2 separate regions of the Mus musculus genome follow, and region 1 is linked to region 2. The links are chromatin loops, found by intact Hi-C in ENCODE. Cell type or tissue: gastrocnemius. All regions are shown on one strand. Each heading gives the region's core, and the rest is flanking DNA. Links, peaks and the distances in the headings are about the cores only.

Region 1 (8,637 bases), core at 348-8,347, 260 kb before region 2:
TTTAACCTCAGCCTTCAAGAATTAAAAATGAAAAAAATCCTACCAAAAGAAAAGAGAAAGGACGTTCCAGATGGAAATCTGGAAAAGATTCATCGAAAAGAGGGGGCGGGGAAAAAAAGGACGCAAGCATGGGACTCCAGGAGGACGTGCCGAGTCCTGAGGAGAGCTTTGAATGAAAAGTCCTTCCTCCAGGTCTGGGGGCCGCGGGTGCAGCCAGCCGAGGGGTGACAGGGGCCGAGCCCCTCTCCCGCCATCGTCCTCTCGGCCCGGCTCGGCTCTAAGCATCCTGGCGTGCGCACGGGAGGGAGGAACCACCACAGCGCGGCGTCCACGGAGAACAATAGGCTGCAGAGAGGCGCAGGGCCGCGGCCTCCCTACGGGGCGACCACCATCCCGCCTCCCTCAACGCTGCTCCAGACTCACAGAGTCTTGGGCATCTCGTCCTCCATGGCTGCTGCGGTCGCGGCGGCACCTCAGGGTCCAGCTCCCTGCCCTTCGCTACCTCCCAAATCCTTGAGGCGGGCTATGGCTGCGGAAGAGCCGGCCTCCTCGCTTGACCGGAGGCTACTTCGCTTTCTTCTTTGGCAGCGATTACACAAAAAAAGGCCCGGCCTACCGCGAACAATGAAACCCCGATCCAAGATGGCGGCGAGCCGGACGCCTAGGAGCCGGCAGCCGAGTGACCCGTGCCGCGCATGCGCACAGCCAGCTAGCATGCTCACCCTCCTGGCAGCCGGGTTTAGGCTTCAAGGACGGGGTTCACTTGGTGCGCAGCCGCGCTGCCACCAGGCAAGGGATGGCTCAGAGTGCGCAGACGCAATGCCAGTAGTTTAGGATTTCTGTAGTTTCAGAGCGGAGTGTTTCATTTGTGAATTATATAGTGAAATTAAAAATCCTTGGGGAGGTTAAAGAAATAAAATAGCAGGTGTTTTTCTAGCAGGAAAATTTTCTTTTTGCACACTATTTAAAGAGAGAAAAGACATGCGCCGCCCGGGAATCGAACCCGGGTCGCAAGAATGGGAATCTTGCATGATACCACTACACCAGCGGCGCTGTTGAGGATTTGGGCGTCCGAAAACTCATAGGAGATACGTTAGTATCTCTGCCTATTGGATTCTTGATTTATGTAAATGAAAATTAGAACGAATTGATACTTGCACTTTTTCCGTTGCTTTATGAAACGATTCATTCTTTCTCATACCAATGCTGTTGAGTGGCTGTTTGAGAAAAATCTCGACTTTCATTTTTGCTTATTATTTAGAAGTAAGAGTTGTGGTAAGAAAATAAGGTCTACTTGACAATAAGCAATACTTTGCGAGCAGGAATCATATTTATGTCTGGATTTCTTTTGTATACCCAATGTAATCGAAAAGCTGGTAATAACAGAGTTACTGTTGCAAATTGGTGAGAAGAATCTCAACAGTCAGCCCTTGCTTAGGGTTCAGAGTTATGGCTCTGGAATGTGGTTCCGGTACTTTTTTTTATCCTTTCTTATTACACTATACATATTATGTAAAGCATTTATTAAAGACGTGAAAGTTTTTGTATCCAATGTCGTTCTTTTACATCAGTGGTCCTCAAGATTCCTAATGTTGCGACCTTTTAATACAGTTCCTGGCATTGTAGTGACCCCAACCATAACAGTACTTTTGTTGCTACTTCATAACTGTAATTTTGTTACTGATATGAATTGTAATGTAAATACTTTCAGCGATAGAGGGGTGGTAAAGGGGTCGCGACCCACAGGTTGAGAACCAATTGCGTACTCTGCCATATTTGGGATTCCCTCTCTCTTTCCTTCTTCCTCCCTCCTTTCCTTCCTTCTTTTCTTTCAACTTTTCTGTTTTTCAAGACAGGGGGTCTCTGTGCAGAACTGGCTGTCCTGGAATTAGCTCTGTAGACTAAACTAGCTTCAAACTCAAAAGATCCTCTTGCCTCTGCCTCCCTAATGCTGGGATTAAAAGCATGAGCCACCACCACCCCACATTTGGGAGTTCTACTTCTATAATTATCTCTAGAGTACGTCATATTTTCAGATTATATAGAGTCTATATTATAGACAGAAAACAAATATTGTCCACACTTCAGAACGCAGAAGTAGGTAGGAAGTTCAGGAGTTCAAAGCCAACCAATGCTATTTAGAAGCAAGCGCCTCTCTTCAAACAAACAAACAAAGAAACAAACAATAATTTTAAAGAAGAGTATGGCAAATATTTAAGTGTTTAAAGTATTTTGAACACTCTGGGGGTGGGTGGAAATCTATTTAAAATGGCTTTTAGTTTATCAGCATAGGTGTTCAACAATAACAAGCTTTACCCATTTCCAGCCCAGTGATCGTTCTGACTCTATGGTTTTGCTTTCTGAGTATTTCATACAAACAGAATCATACACTGTGTGTCTTCTTGAAACATACCTCTTCTCTTTTTGGTGACAGGGTTTCCAAAAAGTAGTTCTGGCTGTCCTGGAACTCACTTTATAGACCAGGCTGTCCTTGAACTCACAGAGATCTGCCTGCCTCTGTTTCCAAAGTGCTGGGATTAAAGGTATATACCACTGTTTGGCAACTTAAAACAAACAAACAAACAAACACCTACTTCTAGGGTGAAATTTTCAGTGCAGATATTCTTATACGTTGGTATATATTTGAGACACCTTGATGTGTAGATGAGGCTTTCCTCAAGAGTCCAATCTTCCTGACTTAGCCTCCTAAATGTTGGGATTGCATGTATGATCCACCATCACACCAGGCCAAAGCGAGTTCCTTTTTTTTCTTTCTTTCTTTATTTCCTTCTCTTTTCTTTAATTTTTTTTTCTGTAGGATAGATTCCTAAACATAGAATTATTGAATTATATTTTTGTATAAAGTCATAGTAGGCAAAAATCTTGTCCTTTGTGGGGACTCACACATATAATTCCAGCATCCCTGGACTGAGGTGAGAGGATTATTTTGAATTCATAGCCAGCCTGGGCTATAGTGTAAGATCTTACCTCAAAAATAAAGACGCACATAAATAAATTATAGAAAACACAAAGCAACAAAGGTGAAAATGTGGCCATCATTCACATCCCCTAAGAGTGGTTCAAAGTCAGATCCTAAGCTGCCCTCCTCTGCTCTGCTCCCTCCATTTTGTCTTATATTGAGGTATTATTAATTTTATTTTGCTTTTGCTAATATAAGAGATGAAAAGTGGTCTCTCTCTCTCTCTCTCTCTCTCTCTCTCTCTCTGTCTTCCTCACTCTCCTTCCCTCCCCCCTTTTGAAACAGGGGCTCACATGTAGCTTGGCTAGCCTGGGGCATGCTATCAGGATCTACCAGGCTAGCCTCAAAATCACAGAGATCCACCTGCCTCTATCTCTGCCACCAAAGTGCTGGGGTTTGTAACGCAGGCATGTGCATCATTTCTGGCTGCATTTTCTTATGTATTTTTTTTTTCAGGATATAAACAACCTAAGAGTCCTAACTTTAGCTATAACAAAATTCAAATTTTGATGAAAATGATGTTTCAAATATTCCATAGCAGCTGTCATTTAGCTGACCTCTTCTGATGTTTGGGCATGTCCAGTGTTGGGGTGGTTAGGTTCTGGAAGGGTTTCTGCTCTTTGCCAGAGGCCCTTGAAGGTGGAGTGGCTCTGGCAGAAAACAGCCTCCAGGTGGCACTCAATCTACACTATAGCGAAGTATACTACCAAGGCCCTTAGGTCTTCAGAGCCAGATGTGAGGCTGCACAGAGCCACCAGGCTTTGAAAGTACTAAACTACGGAGGTTTTCTCAGCCGGTCTCCGTCTTGTCATTTCTGTTTGGCGCCTAGGCCACACACCTTTTCCCGCAAACACTCATCTCAAAGACATGTGTCATACTGGGAAAAACATCTTAAGAAAAAAATGCACAAAGGAAACTGTCCAATCACGTGCTCAAGAAGCTTCTCCAGCAAGTTCGGGAGGACCCCGCCTTCCAAAACCTAGGTTGGGCTTCTTTTTTTCCAGAGGGATACATTTTCTGCCATGCAGAACTCTGTGCACCTGTATAGTGTTGCTCAAGTGCAGCAGCCAACTTGCTATTGTAGTTACAAATGTTTAGATGAAAATTTGCAAAAGCTGAAAGATCCTGTGGACTGATAGAGCTCTTTTGCATTTTGGGTAAAAATTAATGACAATCCTAATGATTGTCCTAGTATAAGAAAATACTTATTTGTCCCTAGTTATTAATGCATTTGGTTTTAAAAATTCTCTTGGCTGAGTGTGGTGCTAAATCCCAGCATGGCAGAGGGGCAGAGGCAAGAGGGGCAGAGGCAGAGGCAGAGGCAGAGAGGCAGAGAGGCAGAGAGGCAGAGAGACAGAGAGGCAGAGAGGCAGAGAGGCAGAGGCAGAGGCAGAGGCAGAGTCAGAGGGGCAGAGGCAGAGGCAGAGGCAGAGGCAGAGGCAGAGGCAGAGGCAGAGGCAGAGGCAGAGGCAGAGGCAGAGGCAGAGGCAGATCTCTGTGATCAGTGGCAGAATTTTTGTTCTCTGTGTTCTCAAAGACAAACATGGCAGTACACAAACTAATAGAGACAAATTTTAATCAGTAGGATACTATTGCAATAGGGGAAATTCCACCAGTTCGAACATAATTTGTATAGAGGTGGCAGAATTTTTTAGGGCAAGAATGAGGTAACAGGGAAGGAGCTAAGCAGGGGCTCAGTAGGGCAAAGGTATTCAAAGACCAGAGAAGCAGGAAGTCAGTCCATGTGCAGCCTATCTGTGTTTGCTAATGGCCTCTCTGTGGAGTACACTGCCCTAAAGTAACCCTTCCCAGACTCTGTACGTGGAAGTGGTTGGTTCTCTCCAGTCTTTATGTGAGTTCAGGATATAGAATTCTGGGCACCAGACTAGGACCACAAGCACCATAACTGGCTGAACTATAGTGATAGCCCTAAGTTCAACATTACTTTGTATCCAACTCAGTTTCCTTCCATTAATACTGTTCTTTATGATCATATTTTGTTTCTTTTGTGTTTGCTTGGGGATGGGGCAGGAGAAAAAGGGATCATGTTAGAGCCTATAGCTTTTCTCACAGAAGTCAACATTGAGTATCTTCCTCAAATGCATCAATGCATGTGTGTGTGTATCTTTTGGCTTTTTGAAACGAGGCTCCTCTATGTACCACTAGATGCCCTGGAACAACTCATTCTATAGACCAGTGTCACCAATATAGACGTGGTAGAACCTGGGAGACTGGGGCTTATAAACAAGGCAGACTAAAGTCTTATGCAATAGCCAACTTTATTTGGAATTTCAACAATTTATATGAGGATTAAGAAAGAAATCACATGAGTTAAGTTCTCATGAATTTAAACTGTAAATGATCACAAGGAAGAGCCACATGTGGCAAAAACATGGTTTTCCCATCGAGGCATGGAAAGGATAGTTTAAATATTTAATTGAACAACAACAAGCAATACTGAAAAATTGACATAAACTCATTCCTATCTGCTATATCTGGGAGGAGCATGGAAACAGACTCCAGAAACAATTCCATGTTTTGAAGAAACTGAGGTCACAAGGTCTTGTTTTTCTTGAAGTGTTCTCACCTGTACTCAGAATTCTCCTCACAAGATTCTATTCCTGGACTGGGTTCCAAGAGACCAGGTTACTTTCAAACTCAGATCTGCTTGTCTCTGTCTCCCAAGTGCTGGGACTAAAGGCATGAGCCACCACTGCCCTGACTAGCCAGCTTTTACCTTAGAGATAGAGTCTCCCACTAAACTGGGAGCTTGCCAATTAGGTTAGGTTGCCTGGCCAGCAAGCCCTAGGGACCATCCTGTCTTTCTGCTTTGGGATTATAGTCACGTGCTTCTGAATCCAGATCTTTTTCATGGGCTCTAGGGAATCTGAACTCAGGTTCTCATGCTTGCAAACCTAGCATTTTACCCAGTGAACCATCTCCTCAGAATTCATTCTGAGTACACACTGTGCGTGCATGTGTGCGTGCGTGTGTGTCTTATAGTATGACATCAGTTTAGGGGAGAGGAAAAAAATAATTTTCTTCATTTTTATGATTCCTTATTTAGGACAGACCCCTGTAACAAAACCACATCAACAAGAGAACAATAACCCAAACAGTGGCATAGCCCTTTAATCTCGGCACTCAGGAGACAAGAGGCAGGCAGATCTCTTTGAGTTAAAGCCCAGCCGAGGCTACATAGTGAGCTCTGTCTCAGTAAATAAGAGAAAAACAGACAGAAAATTGAGAGCTTCTCCAAGGAATGAACAGCTCTCCAGAAGCTGGCTTAGGATACAAGTCGCCTTCAAAGGATAGTCAGTTTTTAGAGACATGACAAGGCATAAGGTGGCAAAGAAGAGTTTGAGTTCTTAGGGCTGGAAACCAAGAGAAGGCAAATAATATATGGCAGGAGAAAGGCTCCGGGGTCAGGCTTGTTATGTGAATTTCTTACTGGTGAAAGTTTGTGAAATCCCAGCACACAAGAGGTAGAAAGGGTTACTTGAGATTCTGTTTGAAAAAACAAAGATCTGTGGAAAAACCAAAACTACAAGATATTGACAGGTCTCAGCTGACTAGAAGTGAGAACACCTTGTTCTATAACATAGCACAGCTCTTCCTACATCTGGAGGAGAAGCCTGGCTCTTTAGACTGCCCAGGGCAGAGGAAGGCAGAAGCTGGAAACAAAGAGCTGACTGGTTTTGAAGTTATGCTCTTTGGGAAGGTTGAAGCATAGGGGACATCGTTCTCGGATCTGCTAACAGAGGCATGTCACCAGCTCCCTTTCCTATGAAGGTCAACCAGAAAATTTAGTTTCACCTCTGGTAGCACGCAGCTTCCGATGGGGATTCCCCATTGAGTTGGCATGCTGTCCATCCATCCAGCCCAGTAGCTCAGGCCAAACTAATGGCTTCCTAGGAATTTTACTTAAGATGTCTAAAATTGCCTTTGGTGATAAACCCACATCCCTCAGGTAGAGAAGGGAGGATCCCTTTGTCCTTGTGTGTATGTTTATTTTTATTTATGTGTTTGTGTGTGTTCTGGTGCCCTGGAAGGTCAGAGGAGGGTGACAGTTCCCCTGGCACTGCTGGCACAGGCAGTTGTAAGCCTCAGAAACAGAACTCAGTAGCACTCTTAGCCACTGAGTCATTTCTCCAGTGCTTAAAATTTTGTTATGCTTACAAGTGTGCCAGAGGAAGGTCCGGTGGAATAAATAGCAGGAAGTGCTCTTAACTACTGAGCCATGTCTCCAGCACCCCCACTCTCCCATACACACTCAGTGTTTTGTTTTTAGGCAATTGGAGGAAAGTAGACAGCATTTCTTGTTTTTGTGTCTTCTCTAGTGTCTTCAACTTGGAAACAGACCGTATGTGAGAGGCCACTTTGGTGTTCTAATTTTATTCGTATGGACGTGGGTCCCGTGTTTTGCTCCTCTTACTTCACAATACCCCATCTCTCTTCCTTTTCTTATCACGCAGCTGAGTCCCTGGAACAAAGTGCTCACTTTAGAAATGTTTGCGGCCGGTTTGCCTGGTTTAGACTGAGATTGGCCACGTGCATTCTCTACAAGCTCGCGATTTTGGGGACTGTAGAGGGCACTTGTGAAGAAGGATGCATCTTCAGGAGAGGCGGGAAAGGAGAGCTGAGGTGGCCCTCAACCTGCGCCTTGGATGTGGGCTTCTGGGACCAGAGTGTACTTCGGGGGCACAGAGGACCAGGATTAGATAACACAAAATCGGCGAGCCTGGGGAGCAAAGGACCTGGGTGGGACGAGTGGGCGTGGTCGTGTGCTCTGGGGCGTGGTCTGGGCGGGGCGAAAGCGCGCAGACGCATAGAGCAGGGTCTGCTGGCGGACCCGCGGTCAGTCTGCAGCTGCGGGAGGCCATGGGGCGCTTCGCCGCTGCATTGGTGGGCTCACTGTTCTGGCTGGGGCTGCTGCTATGTGGTCTGGGCAGTCTGGCGAGCGCCGAGCCCCGGGCCCCGCCGAACAGGATCGGTAGGTGCGGGGGATACAGAGGCGCGGCGATGCCTAGGTCGGTCTTCCCAGGGCTGGGTGGAGATCGGGGTCCGGAGACCGGGCCGTGCGCTCCGAGTCTGGAGGAGTGCCACTGGAGGCGTGTGCTAGCCAGGGACTCGGTATCCGTGCAGCTCCAGCCTGGGAGGCCCTCGGCTCTAGCAGCTGAACGCCCTCAAGAGCCCGCCTCTAGCTGTCCCTGGAGCTAAGTCTGTTTGTCCGGCCGATTGGGGCACGCAGACTCTGCACTGGGACCAGTCTCTCTTCCCCTACCTCCAGATCCCCTCCCCCGAGAAGGACTGGGACCGCCTCCCCGCACCTGCGCTCTGCTTACTGCAACTGCTGCAGCTAGCTGGAGAACCCGGTCTCTTCGTGGCTTTGGTTGCCTCGGGTTTTCATTCCTGGGTGTCTATTCCCATCTGAAGCTGTGTCTTTCGGGATCGTTAATGGTGTTGGGGCCATAGAGAGACAAAGAACAAAGCTGGGCGAAGATGGCGTCTGCTTTATTTAAAATGCGTGCTGGAGGGGCCCATTCATACTTCCCCAGGAATTGGGCACAGCAGGGTCCCTGGGTCCGGTGGTGCCTCCACAAAGACCTGGGAGAACCTTTGGGCATCTTTTGACCAACTGTCAGTTTGTAACTTCA
Region 2 (8,637 bases), core at 408-8,407:
GGGGCCTTTGGGAGCACTGGGAGACATGTGTTCTGGAAAACAACTGGCAATGATCAGAGACCCAAATGAATGGTACAAATGAATGGTGTGGGCATAGAATGGTTGGTAGATACAGGAGCTGGTGTTAGTATACTTTCCCAAAAGTCTTGGAATCCAGATTGGCCACCTCAGAAGGTTTAAACACAATTTATAGAAATTGGTAAATTATCACGAATAAGACTAAGTATCTGATGGAATACCTGTGTGGGACCCAAAGGGCAAACGGGGAAGTTGAGGCTGACATACCCATAAGCTTATGGGAAAGCGATCTTACAACAATGGAGCACTCAAATTAATATTCATGAAATTTTAGGGACAGCAAATAAGGAAATTAGAGGTGATCTGGTAGATACTCCTGTATTATAATTGTTATAATCTAGGATGGAAGATTATTATTGGCTATGATCGGGGATTGATAAAAATTTAAAGTAGTTTTGTTTGAAGTATTGTATATTGATGGAATTTTAAAATTGTTATGTTTGAAGTATTGTATATAAGGTTGTTTTCTTAGATTATTTGACTGTATTGTACATATTCCATTTATTGAAAATGTGATGGTTTTTACAATTATTTCTATTGTGTACAGATTGCTAATGACCATCTTAAGGACAATTCTTGGACAGAAAGAGGAATGTGAAGTGGAAACTTCACATTTCTTTGGAAAGTTAGTTATGTCAAATGTTGTTTTGATGGGGCACACAGGTGAAAGGACATCTTGCTAAAGCAAACACATAAAAGCAAACACATAAAAGGACCCAGGATAAAGGAGTATAAATATGACCCCACCGACAGTGAGAGACAGGCACTGAGCATTGGTTTGGTTTGCTCTGCCTCACTATTCTTCGATAACGACACACGCGTATTGGTGCGCCTTACATAGCGTTGTTGAGCTCAACTTATGATAATGCTGCCATTGAGAGAATCTCGCCCAAGGACTGCTTGTGAGGTTCCTGTGGCAGCTTGCTGCGTCCAAGGTCTCACCTCAGGCTGGTTGGCGAGCCTAACAGTTCCTTCAGGATTGAATTACAGCTGCTGGCTTGTGCCTGATGTCTGCCTACCAAAAGGACAGGACTGTAGCTGCTGGTTCGTGTGTGGTGTCTGCCTGTCTAGAGAACTGGTCTGCAGCCGCTGAGTCATAGTTGGTGTTTGCTACAGGACTGAGCTGTTGCCAAAGAAGATTGAGCTTGCTCCCAAAGAACTATTGCTGAACAGGTCCACTTCTCCCATATCCTAATAACTTTTCTCTTCACTACCGCTGTTGCATGGTTGGCTAGAGGAGTGGTTGAACCCTTATTAAAAGTAGGTTGCAAAAAATTTCTGCCTACACCGGCCTGTTTGGGTTGGCAGTGCAAAAGTTAAGTGCACTTTACTAATTAAGACTCTATTAGTCCAAGTTGCTCAAGAGCTTGTTTTCACCCTTCTCTCCTCTGAGCTAAGTCCCAGCATACCTGGCCGTGAAGCAACAAACCTCCCTTTAGCCCAAAGTCAGCCAACAAAGAGATACGCTGCCACGGGTGCATGCCAGGAAATGCCAGCCCAACAGGTGCCTGTTGGAGAACCGGGATGGCCAGAACCCAGGACAAAGAATTCCCAGTTCTCAGACCAAGTTCCCTAGAGTCTGGAACGTTCTTCCCTGAGGAGCCTGGCAGGAGGAAGGCATCATCTGCTGGCCAGGAGACTGCAGGGATAGAATCTAAGAGACTAAGTAAATCTCAAGAGGTCTGGGGATGACAGTCACTTGGTAGAAGACTTGGCTGGTGTGGGTCCCCAGGTTCAGTCCTTATACTGGGGAGGAGAAGGCAAAACGCATGAAGGAGACCTATGAGGTACACCTTCATTTCTTTTGATAATTTGGAAATTTTAAATTATTATTTTATGTGTATGAGTGCATGTAAATACACTCCATGTGTGTGTGTGTGTGTGTGTGTGTGTGTGTGTGTGTGTGTGTGTGTGTGTGCCTGGTGCCCACAGAAGCTCGAGATGGCATCAGATTCTCTAGACCTGGCGTTACAGGCAGTTGTGTGCTGCCATGGGGTTGCTGGGAATCAAACCTGAGTCCTTTGGAAGAGCAGCAAATGCTCTTATCTACTGAGCCACCTCTCCAGCCCTGATCTCCATTTCTATAAATGGCCATAGAATGAAATGCCATCATTCTGAGAATATAAATTATACAAATTAAAATTGTTGAAATTTATTGTATGTGTGTGTGCATATGCACATACATGTATGTCTGTGCACCATGACATGTGTGTAAGTGAGAGAATAATTTGTGGGAGCTGAACTCTGGGTTCTGGGGATCTAACTCACATCGCCAGGCAGGGCAGCAAGCCCATTTACCTGCTGGGCTAGCTCATCGGCACAGAACGTGCAGCCTGTAGAGGCCTCTGACACAGAGTCTCACTGGAATAGTCCAAATCAATTTTCTCTCCCTTAAGTTGCTTTTTAAAAGTACTTTGTCAAGAAAGACAGCTGATCTACAACTCATCTTCATTCAGTCAGTGAAGGGGACATGGAGGTGGGCCTCAGGTATCTGTCTGAGTGGATGCACATTAAAGAGTGTGGCACAGGCTCTCGGGTGCTATTACATGACAAGGAAGAACCAGGAGGCTAAGGTGTGCAAAGCAGTACAAGCAAAGTCCATCCATCCTGGGACACACAGGGCAACCCTGTGCCCACGCTGGTGCCTGCACATCAACCTGCTTAGCCTGCCCAGCTTGCCCCGCACACAGAAACAAATTACTGTGGTTTTAAGTCACGGGAATTTTAGGTCTCTTTGCTCTGTGTTGCTTTTGTGGTGACAGTTGGTAAATACATTAATCTCGCAATCACAGAACTAAACATAGTAGTGAATGCCACCCAACAGGTGAGGCTGGAGGAGGCACATCCTGTACCATTAGTCTCTAGGGCTTTACAGTGATGAGGAGGAGAAGGTAAGGAAGAGGTGTCCAGAGGCTAAATAGAAGGTGATGTGTTATGGGAGAGAGAGCTGCGTGGGTAAGATGGTTCAGGGAGTAGAGGTGCTTCCACCGAGCCCTAGCTCCATTCCCTGGTCACATATGGTTGAAGGATGAACCAATTCCCCCAAGTGGTTTTTTGACCTCCACACACATGCTGTGGCACATATACACCCCAACATGCACAACCAGTCAATCAAGTGTGTCACCTGATAGGGACAGTGGGTAATAAACAATATCCTTTGTGTGACACTATTAAGATCAAAAGAAAGCTTTCTTAACTATGCAAAGACATGGACATAGACTAGGGCTGTCTGGGCAAATGAAGATGTATGACCAACTAAAGTGAGGACTGAGAAATAAGTTCAGACCCAGTGACTCAGGGATCATTGTTCATCTGCACAGTTCTGTTCAGTCAGAGGGCTGAGTTGATCCAGGTCTGATTGAATTCAAGAAAAATGGGAGGACTATGAACAGACAACTCTCAGTAGCCAAGGAAGATAAGAACGCAACAATTGGTATTTTTTGATTGAATATATTTTATAAATATTAACTAATGTGAGCAACAATTGGTTTTTTTTGATTGAATATATTTTATAAATATTAACTAATGTGAATAATCCAGAAAATATGAGAAAGTGACAATAAGGTTTTTGTTGCTGAGCAGTGTCCTGGGGAAGCTGGGTACCAGGATCTGATGGGCAAACAAGGCTGCCAGCCCCTCCTCTGATGGCAGCCACTCATCCCAGCTCAGGGAGGAGGCGGTGCACACAAGGTGGATAGGTGTCTATGGCAGAAATGGTGAAGGGTTCTTTCGATCTGTCAGCTGACAGTAAGCTTGCAGCAGGAGAAGGGGCGTGGTAACCACTGTCCAGGAGGTTGGGAAAATGGTCATTCATGGAAGAACAAGATTGGCTGGCATCCTAAATGTAAAGTGGTGTCAGCAGAGGAGATGCAATTTCCACTTACAGAGTGGGGAAATGGGATCCAGGGATGCTACTCAGTTGGTCAAGTGATTGGCTAGCATAGGTGGTACCCTGGGCTCTAACCCCAGCATCAGGAAACCTGGTATGGTGATGCATGTCACTAGGGAGGTGGAGGCAGGAAGATCAGAAGTTCACAGTCATATACAGTTACTTAGGAAGTTGGAAGTCAGTCTGGGTACCCCAAATCCCTGTCTCAAAGCAAAAACTCAAATCAACAAAACAACAACAAAAAGAAAGAAAGCAGAGAGAGAGAGAGAGAGAGAGAGAGAGAGAGAGAGAGAGAGAGAGAGAGAGAGAGAGAGAGAGAATCACCATACCCTGAACGGCTATATACCCACAGCTTTTCTTGCAACAGAGGGTTGACACCACAAGCCAATTAGCTGCCTGAATTCCAAAAAGAGATTTTGTGAGCAGAGCTGGGGCCCAGTAACCATCACCTGTGGCCCAGCAGGGGCACAGAAGCAAAACAGCAGGTGCGAGTGGTTAAGAAGAGACCAGCAAAACACATCACCAACTGCCAGCAGCCATTGTGGGCTTGGATCTGGGCAAGCAGGGTCTGACAGCAGAGGCACAAGCACTCACTCACAGAGGTTTTCCCCACAGGCTCTTAGGAAAGACAGGGAGAAGGGAGAGCTGGAAAACGCCCCCTGGTGGTGCAGGCCTGGGAAAGGTTATAGGTGAACAGGAAGAACTGGATACGAGAAATATTTTAAGAGATGCAGTTCAAGAGTTCCACAAAAAATAATAATAAAATATAAATTTATATTATAAAAATAATAAAATTATAAAAATAATATATGAAAGCATAGGTCCAAATATTTTAGAGACCCCCCAATGATAAACTACTACCTAAATATAAACAAGTCCAAGAGAAAAACAAAACAAAAAATTAAATTAAATTAAATTAAATTAAAAAAACTCCAGATACTAGCAGGCCTAACTGATAAAACCAAGATTAAAGAGAAAACCTTGATGGGAGCTGTAAGGGAGGAAGGCGGGGCAGGGTGCATGACAGCAAAGGGATCAGGAGGCACAGAGGACTCTGGAGCCATGCATGTGGGCAGCAGTGGCTTAGCATCAGTCAATACTGGAAGAAAGTGACTGACCCAGAAGTCAGAAAAAAGCGACTTTGCACAGTGGAGATGGGGTGGGGAGATAAGGGAAAAGAGTGGTAGAGCAAGACACCTGATTCCCTCCTCTGGCCTCTGGGCACGAGTGCACCCATGCGCGAGCGCACACACACACACACACACACACACACACACAAACACTAGGCATCACTCCAAACAGTATAAATAACTAAATATGACTTATTAAAAAAATATCAAATGGTCAACTGTGTGCCACTTCACAAGAAACCTACTTGTTTTATTTTTGAAGAGATTTATTTGTGTGTGTGTGTGTGTGTGTGTGTGTGTGTGTGTGTGATATGTGTATACAGGTGCCCATGGAGGCCACAAGAGGTATCAGATCCTCTGGAACTGGAGATACAGGTTGTTGTTAGCCACATGATGTGAATGTTGGGAACTTGGGATCTCTGCAAGAGCAGAGCTGTCATGCCCCAGCTGTAGAACTGACCAACAAAGGTAAGACTCAGAATGGTGAAATTCCCGTTGGTGTGTTCTCACACTTAGAGCCACCCTCCTCAAATATTTTGTGTGGTCAGAGACAAATGGTTGAAATAGGTGGGTTTTGTTTTTGTTATTTTTGCTTTTGTTTTCCCCTTCTGGTGATATACTATGAAGAGTGAAAGAGAATGAGGGAGTTTAAAAAGAAGTTGTAAGATTGGATCTTGGACTTTACACTGTTATATTTTGACTCTGCAATGTCTCTTGCAGGCTCATACACTTGAACATCTGGGCTCCAGCTGCTGGTGGAGCTGATTTGAAAAGTCAAAGAAACTGTACAAGTTTCTTGCTGGATGGCCACTGATAGGCGGGCCTTGAGGTCTATAGCCCACTTCTTCCCATCTCTACTTCCTGCTCCTTCTGATCTCTGCTTTCTATCCTGCAGAGGGGTGGAGGAGAAGTCCAGGCAAGACATAGAGTGAGAGCAGAAGCTGCGGACTGTTGTAGATCAGCAGACTGGAAGAGCTGGTCAGAACTGCTGGGGTTTGGGTCCCAAGGCTAGGTGATATTTACACAGGGTGGTCAGAATGGGTGCTTGAAATTGGTACTGTTGGTAATGACAAGGTCAAGGGTATGGACCCAGGAATGACTAACCAGGACGTCCAAGATCACAGGAAGAGACAAAGTGAAGTCCACAGAGGGAGTGAAAGGCACAGTCTGATGACATGAGACTATGAATGGGGAGGGAAGGCCAGTCTGAAACCAGTGTCCCAGAGCATGAAGATGCCTAACATGTGAGCTCCACAATGCCAGATGAGAGGAAGCTGTCACAGGATTCCAGAGGAGAGGAAGCTGTCACAGGGTTCCAGATGAGAGGAGGCTGTCACAGGGTTCCAGAGGAGAGGAAGCTGTCACAGGGTTCCAGATGAGAGGAGGCTGTCACAGGGTTCCAGAGGAGAGGAGGCTGTCACAGGCTTCCAGATGAGAGGAAGCTGTCACAGGATTCCAGAGGAGAGGAGAGGAGGCTGTCACAGGGTTCCAGAGGAGAGGAGGCTGTCACAGGGTTCCAGAGGAGAGGAGGCTGTCACAGGGTTCCAGAGGAGAGGAGGCTGTCACAGGCTTCCAGATGAGAGGAAGCTGTCACAGGGTTCCAGATGAGAGGAGGCTGTCACAGGGTTCCACAGGAGAGGAGGCTGTCACAGGGTTCCAGAGGAGAGGAGGCTGTCACAGGGTTCCAGATGAGAGGAGGCTGTCACAGGGTTCCAGATGAGAGGAAGCTGTCACAGGGTTCCAGAGGAGAGGAGGCTGTCACAGGGTTCCAGAGGAGAGGAGGCTGTCACAGGCTTCCAGATGAGAGGAAGCTGTCACAGGCTTCCAGATGAGAGGAAGCTGTCACAGGATTCCAGAGGAGAGGAGGCTGTCACAGGGTTCCAGAGGAGAGGAGGCTGTCACAGGCTTCCAGATGAGAGGAAGCTGTCACAGGGTTCCAGATGAGAGGAGGCTGTCACAGGGTTCCACAGGAGAGGAGGCTGTCACAGGCTTCCAGAGGAGAGGAGGCTGTCACAGGGTTCCAGAGGAGAGGATAGTGTTTAGGGTGTGAGGAGTGAGATGTGGCAAGCAGCAGGATTCTTACTCTGTATGTGCTGTGGATGGAGCCAGGCTATGAGTTCAATGTGCCAGGCTGGATGCAGTCTCTCGCCTTTCCACTCAAGATTCAGAAAAATCACAGCCAACATAAACTTGTACCATAGAAGAACTGGGAAAGAGGTCCTTGGTAGGGGAGAAGGTTCAACACATTTCTTTTTGACTTGTTTTATTTTCCCTCGTTTTTTGTTGTTGTTTTGTTTTGTTTTTCTTTCTTTTTGTTTTGTTTTGTCGTGTACTCAGGTAAGTCTTGGACTTCTATGAATCTAAAGATATGATCTTGAACTCCTGCTCCCCCTTGCCTCTACCTCCCAAGTGTTGGTATGTCAGATATGTGCTATCATGCTTGGCTTCAAGATATTTCTCTCCTTTTTAAAAAAAGAATTGTTTATTTATTTTATGTATGTGAGTACACTGTCACTATCTTTAGACACACCATAAGAGGACATTGGACCCCATTACAGGTGGTTATGAGTCATCATGTGGTTGCTGGGAATTGAACTCAGGCCCTCTGGAAGAGCAGTCACTGCTCTTAACTGCTGAGCTATCTCTTCAACCCTCAAAATATTTCTTAGAGAGTAAAAGAAAGTGTCAGATATTTGGTGAGTAAGGGCTGAGTATTTGGCTCAGTGGGTAAAGTGAAGACTCTAGTTCATATCCTCAGAATCTGGGGCGTTATTTTATTCTGGATGAAAGCCAGGTGTGGTAGCATGTGTCCATTACTCAAGTTCTAGAGAGTTGGAGATGGGTGGATGTCAGAAGTTTGCTGGCCTGTCGGACTAGCCAATCAGTGAACCTTAGGCTCAGTGAGAGGCCATATCCCCCAAAGTAAGATGAAAAGTAAGAGATAGACTTTCAGTGTCAACTTGTGGGCTCCACAAGTACATGCATGGGTGAACATGCATGGGTGAGCATGCCCCCCCCCACATACACACATGTTAGATGAATAAACAGGGCAAAACAAAATGTCCCAGAATATGCAAGAGGAAGCACCAGCAAAGGAAGAAGCCATCACCCCCTCTGCACGCTCTCTCATCTCAAGCCCCTGTCACAGTTGGTAGGAGGATGCAGAGCAGGTATAAGAAAGAAAGAGCCCAACCAAAGGGATTACTCCAAAGTCCCCTACCCTTTGCAGTGTCACTAGAAACTTGTCTACAGGAAGCCCCGTTGTTCCCTGCACATCAAGGCTCTTCTCATGAGATGCTGAATTTACATTTGAGGCCAAGAGGATTGCCAGAGTGGGAGCCCTTGGGAGGAGAGGTCTGTGTATGCGCTTGGGGAACCCCATCCTCAGGCTGGCAATCTGTGTGCTAGTTCCCAGGAGCTACTCCCCAGCCTTGCAGGCCTCTGGTCAGCACACCCATCCCAAGAGAGCCTGGGAGAGAAAAACAGACACGCCCTGGGAGGGAACCCCGTGATGGCTCTGGAAGAAGACCAAAACCATTC

The links. Peaks named below come from ENCODE experiments on the same cell type or tissue, not always from the same donor. Only the 100,000 strongest peaks of a DNase experiment are listed, where the experiment ranks them.
Region 1: a loop joins it to region 2, with 6 times the contacts of the local background. A loop is called at or near these places in 6 of 42 quality-filtered maps.

What each region holds. Positions count from the first base shown.
Region 1 is chr6:86,396,309-86,404,945 of GRCm38, reverse strand. Pcyox1 (prenylcysteine oxidase 1) reads left to right here and starts at 7,796. Exons shown (of 6, transcript NM_025823.4): 1 at 7,796-7,973. The coding sequence starts at 7,862. It overlaps Tia1 (cytotoxic granule-associated RNA binding protein 1), which reads right to left and starts at 727. Exons shown (of 13, transcript NM_011585.4): 1 at 424-727. The coding sequence starts at 449. It overlaps n-TGccc4 (a tRNA gene), which reads right to left and starts at 1,053; the gene lies at 983-1,053. In gastrocnemius, for the core only: CTCF peaks have their summits at 843, 1,042 and 3,650 (motif pointing right); DNase peaks (open chromatin) are centred at 3,652, 7,828, 8,047, 8,244 and 3 more places; H3K4me3 peaks cover 3,297 bases; H3K27ac peaks cover 3,445 bases.
Region 2 is chr6:86,137,983-86,146,619 of GRCm38, reverse strand. It overlaps the pseudogene Gm19596. Among named protein-coding and RNA genes, the nearest start is that of Tgfa, 53 kb to the left of the region's middle. In gastrocnemius, for the core only: a CTCF peak has its summit at 4,633 (motif pointing left); a DNase peak (open chromatin) is centred at 4,616.